Regions from separate parts of the Homo sapiens genome. Here region 2 is linked to region 1. Evidence: chromatin loops called from intact Hi-C (ENCODE). Cell type or tissue: MCF 10A. All regions are shown on one strand. Each heading gives the region's core, and the rest is flanking DNA. Links, peaks and the distances in the headings are about the cores only.

Region 1 (5,386 bases), core at 66-5,065:
GTCCCTCTAGAGAACCCTAATACAAACAGGTAGTGGAATATTGAAAGAAATTTTATTGGAGCAGCCCAAAAAAGCATATGTAACTTAGAGTAATAGTAATTAAATAAGACAGTGAAATTAAATAAGAAAAACATATTTAGACAGAGTAACATACCAAGTTTAGTTTCGGGAGAGTTAAGCAGCTGCTCTAAAGACTGTGTGTATGTGCTGGCGGAAGACACAGACTCCGTATCAGTTGTCTCCATGCCTTCTCCCTCTTCCCGGGTTACAGTGTGCATGTCTAGAAGCGGGAGGTCTGTGTTTCTCCTTTCTCGAAGGTTCTTCAAAGATTGTTGAGAGGAAACTGGGCCTATTAGATTTTTTTAAAAGGTTAAGTGTGAGATTGTTCAAAATCTATTGATTTGGCCTTACAGAGATACACAATAAAATGAAAATATCAAATGATAAGAGTAGAGGAATTAAGTAACTATAAGATAAGTGAAAGGTGTATGAAGAATTGCTAAAGCATTTCTTAAAATTTAGTCATCAAAGCTGGGCGTGGTGGCTCAAATCTGTAATCCTAGCAGTTTGGGAGGCTAAGGTGGGTGGATCACGAGGTCAGCAAGTTCAAGACCAGCCTGGCCAAGATGGTGAAACCCTATCTCTACTAAAAATACAAAAATCAGCCAGGCACGGTGGCAGGTGCCTGTAATCCCAGCTGCTGGGGAGGCTGAGGCAGAGAATTGCTGGAAACCAGGAGGCGGAGGTTGCAGTGAGCCAAGATCACACCACTGCACTCCAGCCTGGCGACAGAGTGAGACTCCAGCTCAAAAACAAAACAAACAAACAAAAACTTAGTAATCAAACTTTTAAATACGTTACTCATTTTAATAGAAGCTATAAATTAATTGCTACTAGCTAAGATAAACTGTTAGATAACACAGCTCATAATATAGTACTACTTATTTTTTATTAATTTAGAGTAGAGGGCCAAACTACTGCTAAATACTGGCCAAAATTAAAAGACTAGATTCTAGCAATTTTTCAGGATTAGGTATTTCAGATTGCTGCATACTTCTTGAAACACACTTGTTGAAATCTGCTTGGCAGACATCCTCAATCACTGCCCTTATACCTTTACCTCTGCAGCTTCTTAATTGTTGCTGCTCACACCTACAGTGCTCATACAGTAAGAGCCCAGAATCCAGGGCACGGAACTAATCAATTACATTGTCTAGCAAGACTTTCCTGTTTGCTGATAAACTGTATAGTGTTTTTTTTTTTTCTGAGACAGGGTCTCACTCTGTCACACAGGTTGGAGTGTAGTGGCACGATCTTGGCTCACAGCAACCTCTGCCTCCCAGGCTCAGGCCATCCTCCCACCTCAGCCCCACAAGTAGCTGGGACTTCCAGGTGCATGCTATCCCACCCAGATAATTTTTGTACTTTTAATAGAGATGGGATTTCACCATGTTGTTCAGACTGGTCTCAAACTCCTGGCCTCATGTGATCCACCTGCCTTGGCTCCCAAAGTGCTGAGATTGCAGGGGTGAGACACCACGCCTGGTCTAAACTGTAAAGTTTACCAGGCCCTTTGACATGTATTGGTTTATTGACTCCCAAAAATCTGAAGTTCAGAGAAATTTAATGACTTTGCCCAAGGTCTCATAACTGAGTTAGAAACCAGAATTGTAATCTAGATTTTTAAACTTCAGATTTCATTTATTTTGCATTTCATTAAGTTGCCTTAGTCCTGACTGCCCTTTTTGAAGCTTTTTCCTGGGTTTCTGGTAAGCTGACTGCTTATTCCACTGCTGATTGCTAGATTACAATCTCTTGTGCGACCTTTGCCCTGGCTGATTACTTCCTTTGTTGATTCTTTGGCATATGTTAAATTCTTCTGAAGTTGCTTTTTTACCCTAATAAGTGACCGATAGCGGCTAATGCTCCAGTGACAATATTTCCCATGGGAAACCAAAACACCATCAACTTGCTACTAAAATACTGCATCATCATGGCTGACATTTTTCCATGTCTTCCTGGAAGCAGAATGGAAGATACTGGGTGTGGCTGAACTAAAACTCCAACTAATTGTAAATGTGAAAGCAAAGAAGCTATATTGGTTATGCAGTTCTAACACATTCAGTGCCGCTTGAGTGTTTCTAAGTTCCTTGCTCTATCTAATGTTTCTATTTAAAAAGTAGACAAATTTGATGTCTAACAACGGAGAACATGAAAGAAATCTGGTGAATACTAGAATTAAGACATGTGTCGGCCAGGCGCAGTGGCTCATGCCTGTAATCCCAGCATTTTGGGAGGCCGAGGCGGGTGGATCACGAGGTCAGGAGATCGAGACTATCCTGGCTAACACGGTGAAACTGCGTCTCTACTAAAAATACAAAAAATTAGCCGGCCTGGTGGCAGGCACCTGTAGTCCCAGCTGCTCGGAAGGCTGAGGCAGGAAAATGGCCTGAACTCGGGAGGTGGAGCTTGCAGTGAGCCGAGATCGCGCCACTGCACTCCAGCCTGGGCGACACAGCGAGACTCCGTCTCAAAAAAAAGACATGTCACGAGACTGACAGAGGATGTTTAAGTCAGAGAAAAAGAAATACTCCTTTCCATTGAGGGTAAGGAATACATCAAAGTCAGCATTCTCAGAGGTTATACAGACTTCTGTAAGTATAATGAAGAGGGAAGGATTCAGATGGTTCAATTATCTTTCTAGTAAGCAAATCCAAAATTCATTAATCACAGATTTGACACTGGTGACACCTAGTAAATTTTCTTTCTTATGAATTTGTGAAGAATGTATTTAAGAGACAAATGCATGAAAACATGAACAACTAATATTTCCATGTGTACATACATACTTCTTGTGGTCGGTTCATTCTTAAGCTGGAAGAGCTGTGCTTCCATCTTGGAGAGCTGCTGCTGTAATGTCTCCACTGTCTTTCTGTGTTCTTCCTGCAAATGTCGCACTTGATCTCGGAAGCTATTTCGAAGGACCTCGTTCTGGGATGTTAGCTGACTCACAGTCTGTGTATGTTCAGATTTCATCATCATGTTCTCTGACTGTATTGAACACAATCTGAAAGATGAGAAACTTAGTTACAGAAGATCTTTCAACTTTATATGCTGACTTAGCCTTTCTCAACTGGGTTCTGCAAGAGAATTAGCTCTAAGACCTCTACTGAATGTATGAATCAACTTCTCTCCTACATACCTGCACTGTACTCATTGTGAAATAACTTGATGAGAACTGACACTGGCTGTCATCTAGTTCAAATAATCTGTGTTACACATTTCAGATGAAGAACCCCAGTTAAGAAACTGTGTTGTGTTGTCCAGACTAGGAACTTCTTTCATGGTTCATCAGAAAATAGGATTATATTTAAAGCATAAAATAATTATACTTTTAATTAGTCCACTTCTTCACATCATCATATGTGGTAACTCACATGAATGTAAGATTAATCTCCCTTTTATCTACTACCCTGAAAACATTAAAAAAAAAAAAAACCCCACACTCTTCTGATTTACTCAGAAAACTTTAGAGGAAAGTATCCATTTTTGAGTTGATTAACATAAACCACAACAAACACAGACTTGGTTTACTATAGCTGTTTCAAATCTCACTGCACATGAGAATCACTGGAATACCTTGTTGAAAATAGAGACCTCTAATTTTCATGTTACACCCACTGAATCAGGATCTCAGTAGTGGTTCCAGGAATTTCCTACTTTTAGTAGTTTTCAATGTGATTTTTATGTACTCAGCCTGAAACTAACCAGTGGGCCTACAATTTGGGAACCATCACTTTTAATGGTTTACCTGTAGTTTTCATGTTTTATATGTTTGGCTTTGGTAAAAAAAATAAATAAATAAATAAATAAATTTCCTTTTATACAGGGGATCCACAGAATTCTCTCATAAAAATTTAAAAAATACAAAAGCCGTCAGAGAAAAAAGTAAAAGCCCCTTATTAATTACTCTCATGCCTGGCAGGATAAAATCCCAATTCCACAGGTAGATAAACGTTGTTAACAGTTTAGTCTGTACTTTTCCAAGATATTTTTTCTACCTGCTACACACATGCGCACCATACAAGGTTTCAAACAGGGTTTAGTGGCTGAAAGGAGAAATGCAATAAAATACCATGTTTCAGAAAAGAAATCTTAATTACTAAGTTCATACTGATTAATGAATCTAGAAAATACTAGTGTATACAAATTTCTCTGCAAGCATTTTTTTCAAACAATATCTACCCAGAAAGCAAAGGAAGAACCATCGGAGGTTACAAAAATAGTCTAAGCAGGATAAAAATTAGAGGTGGGTAAAGTGTCTATTCTCAGGCAGTATCACTGACATTTATGAATTTACCAATTTGAAAGCTAAACGCTTAAACCCCCCATCTGGAATCAGAATGATTGTGCTGATGGAAGTTCACTGTTCTGTCTCAGTTGTTACAGAGGTGTTTATATTAACTGTAGTCTCTGCGTAATACAGATATTAATTAGCCTAATTATCACATTCCTCTGGAACCATTTTCACAATCTGCTATAGATAAAGTATGAATATTAAAACATTTTTTAAAAGTGGAGACTACATAAAGAGAAGGCTATTTCTTCATACTTGGGCAGACAGTAACAATACCATTAGTTTTTAATATTTCTGAAGAAGAGGAAAGACTCCTAAAGATACCTCAAAATGCTATGAAAAGTGACTGGCACATAGTAGGTGCTCAAAAAACACTTACTGAAAGACTGAATTACTTTAGAGGAATCAACAGTACTTTATTTGTGTTAGCAATGTAATTTGCAATAACTTTCCAAAAGAATAAGTGTTGGAGAATATCAAGCAAACATCACTATATATAAGATAATCTCATGGTAAACCCTGGTGATAGGCAGTTAGAAAACTGGTACATCTTCCCTGAAACTTTTGGTTTACATGATTAACATGCAAATTACACTGTTAACAGACAGAAGCCACAAAAAGCTAAACCTGCTTTCATTTTTCAGATTAGCATAAGATTAGGTATATATTATATAAGCAAATCTGTGATAAAATTATCAACACCCTTGATAAAAGATGCTCAATGAAGAATTCTTTTCCTCAGCCTAATACTCCTACTACCCAATTTCTTTATCACAGGAGTTGAAAACTTCTTGTTCACAATAATCTATTTATTTTGCCAATACTTCTAATGTCTATTTAAAGTATTACAGTGAACAAAATATGACAAATTGAAGACAGAATTGCAAAGATAACTTGCATATTCTTTTTCAGTTAGCAACTATTTGGGTGTTTTCTTCTAGAAAAAAAAATGCTTATGATTTGATACTTGGGTTGGAAAGTAGTATGTTTTTGTTTGTTTTTTTAGAGAAACATCCTAGCCAAGAAGGC
Region 2 (5,386 bases), core at 167-5,166, 96 kb after region 1:
CAGGTTGCACGAACAAATTGAAGATAACAAATGTGGAGGATTTCACTGCTGATGAAAGTGGCTTTCAGTGGGATGGGGAGGTAGCAAGGGGATGGATTGGGAAGGTGGTCTTACCCTGGAGTTCGGCCAGCCCTGGCCGGCCGAACTCTTCTCCGAGGTTTCGCTGTTGAGCCATAACTCTGAAGTCAAGTTGCTTCTCACCAATGTCAAGCTGCTGCTTCTCTCCTTCTCTGCCACACTGCTCTGATCCTTTGCCAATAGAGTCTGGGGTTTTAATGGATACAGAATGGGGGGCAGGGTGGGCCAGGGTGGGTTTGGAAAAGGCAACATTTGGGTGGAAAAACAGGAGTGCATGTTCTCACTTTAGAAAGCAGTTCCAGGCTTGAGGGTGGAGCCCTCACCAGGGACCCTGCACTTTTCTACCTAGCATTTCCCTGCCTACAGTCTGTATCACTGTGACCTGGAATCCCCCTCCTAACTTCAAGTTGTCTTGCCTTTGCTTCAAGTTGTCCTGCCTTTTCCAGACAAAATCATTGTTCATCTTACATATGTTGACTGATGTGTCATGTCTCCCTAAAATGTATAAAACCAAACTGTGCTCAGACCACCTTGGGTACATGCCATCAGGACCTCTGGAGGCTGTGTCATAGGCATGTGTCCTCAATCTTGGCAAAATAATCTGTCTAAGTTAACTGAGACCTATCTCAGATTTTCAGGGTTCACGTTTTGGTAACCATTAAGGGATTCTGAGTGGAGGTGCCCCAGACCTTTGACAAATCTCCTATCAGTGCTTGGTATCTGCTTGAGCTATCTTTGTGGCTCAAACCAATAAGACAATTTACTGAGGCCTAGAAGTACCCCCTCCGGAGAATCCCTGATCTCCCCAAATTTGGTCAAGATCTAAAGTTTATTTTGCTGTACAACTTCTGTTTTTTGTTTTGTTTTGTTTTGTTTTGTTTTTGGAGTTTTACACAAGGAAGGCAAGTTTTTATTGCTTTCATGGTGATGGAAGGCAGGTAACTCATTTATGGAGTTTGAGCTCACTTCCAGTAGGGAAGATGAATTCGAGATTTTTCCAGTTTCTAGGATGGTAGAGAGTAGTCTTCAGCCTGAGACCCATCCCTTCATAAGTAACTGAATTAGGGTTTGTCTTGGTCAAAGTTAAGATTAATAACCAGCTGGTCTTAATTTCTCCTTACCACTAGAGTGCTCAGTAATCGTACAAGTTTTGCCATCATTTGTTTTGCTTAAAACAGATGATGTTGTTTTTATTGTTATTAGTTTGTTTCTGTTTTTGTTGTTGTTTTGCTCTTTTTCCCATTTGGGTTAGATCAACTCTATCTGACTTGATCATGTCTGAAGGCAAGTTCCAAATTATGGGGAACAAGGCCTCTGAAGTGGCTAAATTTCCACACACAAAAAGAGGTGGTGTGGTGTTGGGAGAAAAATGACCAGCAAAAGGTGGTGGTGGTGGGGAGGAGGGGAGGGAAAGATTTTTTTATTTTGACTATTTAAGGGGCTTTATTTACATAACAAGGTCACCTTTTATCTAGGCGGGCCAAACTGAAATAGCAATGGCTGTCACCCCACAGTGCAGTCCCATAGCTAAGGGTTCTGCCTTCTTTTTTCCTACTATGACAGCCTGGTTTTGTTTCCTAAATTAAGCCCTTTCTGGTTTGATATTTGGTACTTCTGAAATAGCAGCAATTTGTTCTAGCTGAAATATGGTAATGAGATTTAAAAGGATTTTTTTTTTTCGAGACAGAGTTTTGCGCTTCTAGCCCAAGCTGGAGTGCAATGGCGTGATGTTGGCTCACTACAACCTCTGTCTCCTGGGTTCAAGCAATTCTCCTGCCTCAGCCTCCTGAGTAGCTGCAATTACAGGTACATGCCACCACGTCCGGCTAATTTTTTGTATTTTTAGTAGAGACGGGGTTTCACCATGTTGGCCAGGCTGGTCATGAATTCCTGACCTCAGGTAATCTGCCCACCTCAGCCTCCCAAAGTGCTGGGATTACAGGCATGAGCCATTGCGCCTGGCCTTAAAAGGATTTTTTAAAAGGAGTTCAGTGGTTAAAAGTCAGTTTAATTAAAAGATAACATCCAAGTTGTGTGTGTATGTGCATGCATGTGTGTGTGTTTGTATTTAAAAGGCCTTCAAGTGTTGTTTTTTTTTTTTCTCCCAGGACCTCGTTCTTTTCTTGAGCGAAAGTTTTCTTCTTTTCAGTTGACTGAATTCTGTTTTCTAAATTTACTGGTGCTGTCTCTCCTTTCTCTTGCGCCCTCTGCTGCATGAGGGACTTAAAATAGTTTATAATAGCCTAGGGTTTCTTAAAGAAGATGGAGAAGGTGCCAGACTCCCTTTGGGGAGAGACCTGTTTTTCCTTATGGAACCCTGAGAGTGTAAGCAGACAAATTCATCTCAGCTCTTAAATTGCTTCCTTTTGTGTTGTGTTACCTGATTTATTGACTAAAATAGTTATTGCAACAGAGGCTACTCTTGGGTTTTTAAGGAAGAGTGTAGTTTAGACAGTTAGAAATGCCTTTGTTTAAAAAAAATTTTTTTAAGTGCACTGTAAAAGCATCACATGGTCTAGCTTCATAATAATTCTCCATTTTTGGAGACCCAGGATTCAGTATGGGCTCTGCCCAGAGCTCAGAGATCCAGTTAAAAGAGAGGTAGTTCCGGCAGGGTGCGGTGGCTCACGCCTGTAATCCCAGCACTTTGGAAGGCCTAGGCGGGTAGATCATGAGGTCAGGAAATTGAGACCATCCTGGCTAACACCGTGAAATCCTGTCCCTACTAAAAAATACAAAAAATTAGCTGGACGTGGTGGCGGGCGCCAGTAGTTCCAGCTACTCGGAAGGCTGAGGCAGGAGAATGGCATGATCCCAGGAGGCGGAGCTAGCAGTGAGCCAAGACTGCACCACTGCACTCCAGCCTGGGTGATGGATCGAGACTCCCTCTCAAAAAAAAAAAAAAAAAAAAAAAGAGAGGAAGTTCCTAGCTAAATAAAATTGGTCTCCTCATACAATCTTATGATAGATTTCTATAATTTTATGTTTGATTTGGTATCCATCTTTAATTTCTCTCTAGCACCATTAGACTTTTTCTCTCAGTACTTTAAGATGTAAATTTTGCTATCTGAGTTTTTATCTACAAGTTGTTTTCCTTCAATATGCAGATTTAGGGCTATTTAGCTGACAACTGCCTATGGTAGCAAACAGATTATTGAGAATTTGAAAGTCTAAGATAAGAAAAAAGGTTCTTATGAATCTATAAGATGTACTTCTATTGTCATGCCTAATACATCTATGTATTTATGTGTTGTGTACACAATGTTTTACTACATATATATACATATATATAAGAGCTCTAATTGACTTAAAAAAGCACTTGAATCAAATACTTTATCAGGAAAAAAGAAAATACTAGTCAAAAGCTTTTTCAAGGTTATATAACTTTAATAAATAAGTTGGCTTTAAAATTATTGGTAAAGTAATATTAGAAATGTCTTAAGAACTGCCAGCATATATTTTTGTTTGCATTTATTGATCAAGCAATTTTATACTTATCCCTGCCAAATACTATAAGATGTCAAAATTTGTCATAAGGGTTAGAAAACTATAAACCCAGCCCAAAACAGAATGATCTTTGCTTGTGTAATTTTTAATAAATAAGACATTGATACTGGTTTAAGGAAAATAGCTATATCTTGAATTATTCAGTTAAATTACTATAACTTCTAATCGTGTGGCTTTAGGCAGTTTAGTCCATAGGCAGTAAGGTTTGTTTTGGGAAAGGACTGTTATCATCTTGTTTAAAAACTAAAGTAGAAACTAAATTCCTCCCAAAGTTAGTTTGGCCCATGTCTAGGAATGAACAAGGACACTTGGAGGTTAGAAGCAAGATGGAGTTGGCTAGGTCACATGTTTTTCACTGTTTCAGTTATAATTTTGCAATGGTGAGTTTCATATCTTTAAATGATGACTATCGCAGTTTTCATAGTCTAGGTAAATGATTAAAATAAGATAATTAGGCTAGACACGGTGGCTCCCGTCTGTAATACCAGAACTTTGGGAGGCCGAGGCAGGCGGATCACGAGGTCACGAGATCGAGACCATCCTGGAAAACATGGTGAAACCCTGTCTCTACTAAAAATACAAAAAATTAGCTGGGTGTGGTGGCACGTGCCTGTAATCCCAGCTACTCAGGAGGCTGAGGCAGGAGAATCACTTGAACCTGGGAGGCAGAGGTTGCAGTGAACCGAGATCACGCCACTGCGCTCCAGCCTGGATGACAGAGCGAGACTCTGTCTCAAAAAAAAAAAAAAAAAAGATAATTAGGTGAATGTGATGGAATAAATACTTGTAGACAAATGTCATAATTTGGAATCTAAAGTTATATTAAATTAAATAATAGATATTTCATTATTTGAATATTTTCCAATAGAAATATATTGTAGGAAAAAATTCTTTCTAAAAAAGTGTCATTCTAAAAAAGGCGAACAATTTTGTCTAATTCAAAGCTTATTTAAAGGTTATGGGCCAGTCATGGTGGCTCACACCTCTAATCCCAGGACTTTGGGAGGCTGAGGCAGGTGGATCACCTGAGAACAGGAGTTCAAGACCAGCCTGACCAACATGGAGAAACCCCATCTCTACTAAAAATACAAGATTAGCTGGGCGTGGTGGCGCATGCCTGTAATCCCAGCTCCTCGGGAGGCTGAGGCAGGAGAATTGCTTGAACCTGGGAGGTGGAGGTTGTGGTGAGCCGAGATCGTGCCATTGCACTCCAGCCTGGGCAACAAGAACGAAACTCTGTCTCGTAAACAAAACAAAACAAAACAAAAATTTCTGTGCAGTGCAGAAGGTCTTTACTTTTGCCTTTTGGTAACTGGCCTAACAGATTTTATTGTTTATTGAAACAATTCCTATGCCATTATTATCAAGTTTTGGTTTGCTTAGGAAAAAACTGAGATTAAATTAAAAAAAATTAAGGTTATTACATCCATGTATCTTTCTGTATGTGCCTTTAATGTACTTGTGACATTGAGTTACAGGGCTTTGACTCCTGGGTCTAAAAGAACACCAAGTCCTGCTAAATTTTAAACCTTGACAGCAATTAAATCCCATCTACAAGTCCAGTTGAAGATGCCAATCAAAATAAACTGCATTCCTGAAACACGGGGCCAGAAATTAAAACTATTCAATTCCTCAAGGCCCAGGGACTATTGTGGAAGAGGTGGGCTTGTGAGATTTTAAGGGCTGATTTTGGGGATAAAATACCTTCAGTTTCTCTATTAATTAATTATTAATGTCAAAGACACATGGATGCAAGAGCAGCATATAGGCCCCTATGTCAGATTAGCAAGGTTTTCTTGAA

The links. Peaks named below come from ENCODE experiments on the same cell type or tissue, not always from the same donor. Only the 100,000 strongest peaks of a DNase experiment are listed, where the experiment ranks them.
Region 2: it touches region 1 in a loop (11-fold over the local background); 1 of 110 quality-filtered maps calls a loop at or near these places.

What each region holds. Positions count from the first base shown.
Region 1 is chr2:108,490,254-108,495,639 of GRCh38, reverse strand. GCC2 (GRIP and coiled-coil domain containing 2) reads right to left here. Exons shown (of 23, transcript NM_181453.4): 19 at 2,850-3,067; 20 at 155-349. Among named protein-coding and RNA genes, the nearest start is that of GCC2-AS1, 41 kb to the left of the region's middle. In MCF 10A, for the core only: no CTCF peak of the experiment used is centred there; a DNase peak (open chromatin) is centred at 3,049.
Region 2 is chr2:108,393,951-108,399,336 of GRCh38, reverse strand. No RefSeq gene overlaps it. Among named protein-coding and RNA genes, the nearest start is that of SULT1C4, 19 kb to the right of the region's middle. In MCF 10A, for the core only: a CTCF peak has its summit at 2,281 (motif pointing left); a DNase peak (open chromatin) is centred at 2,286.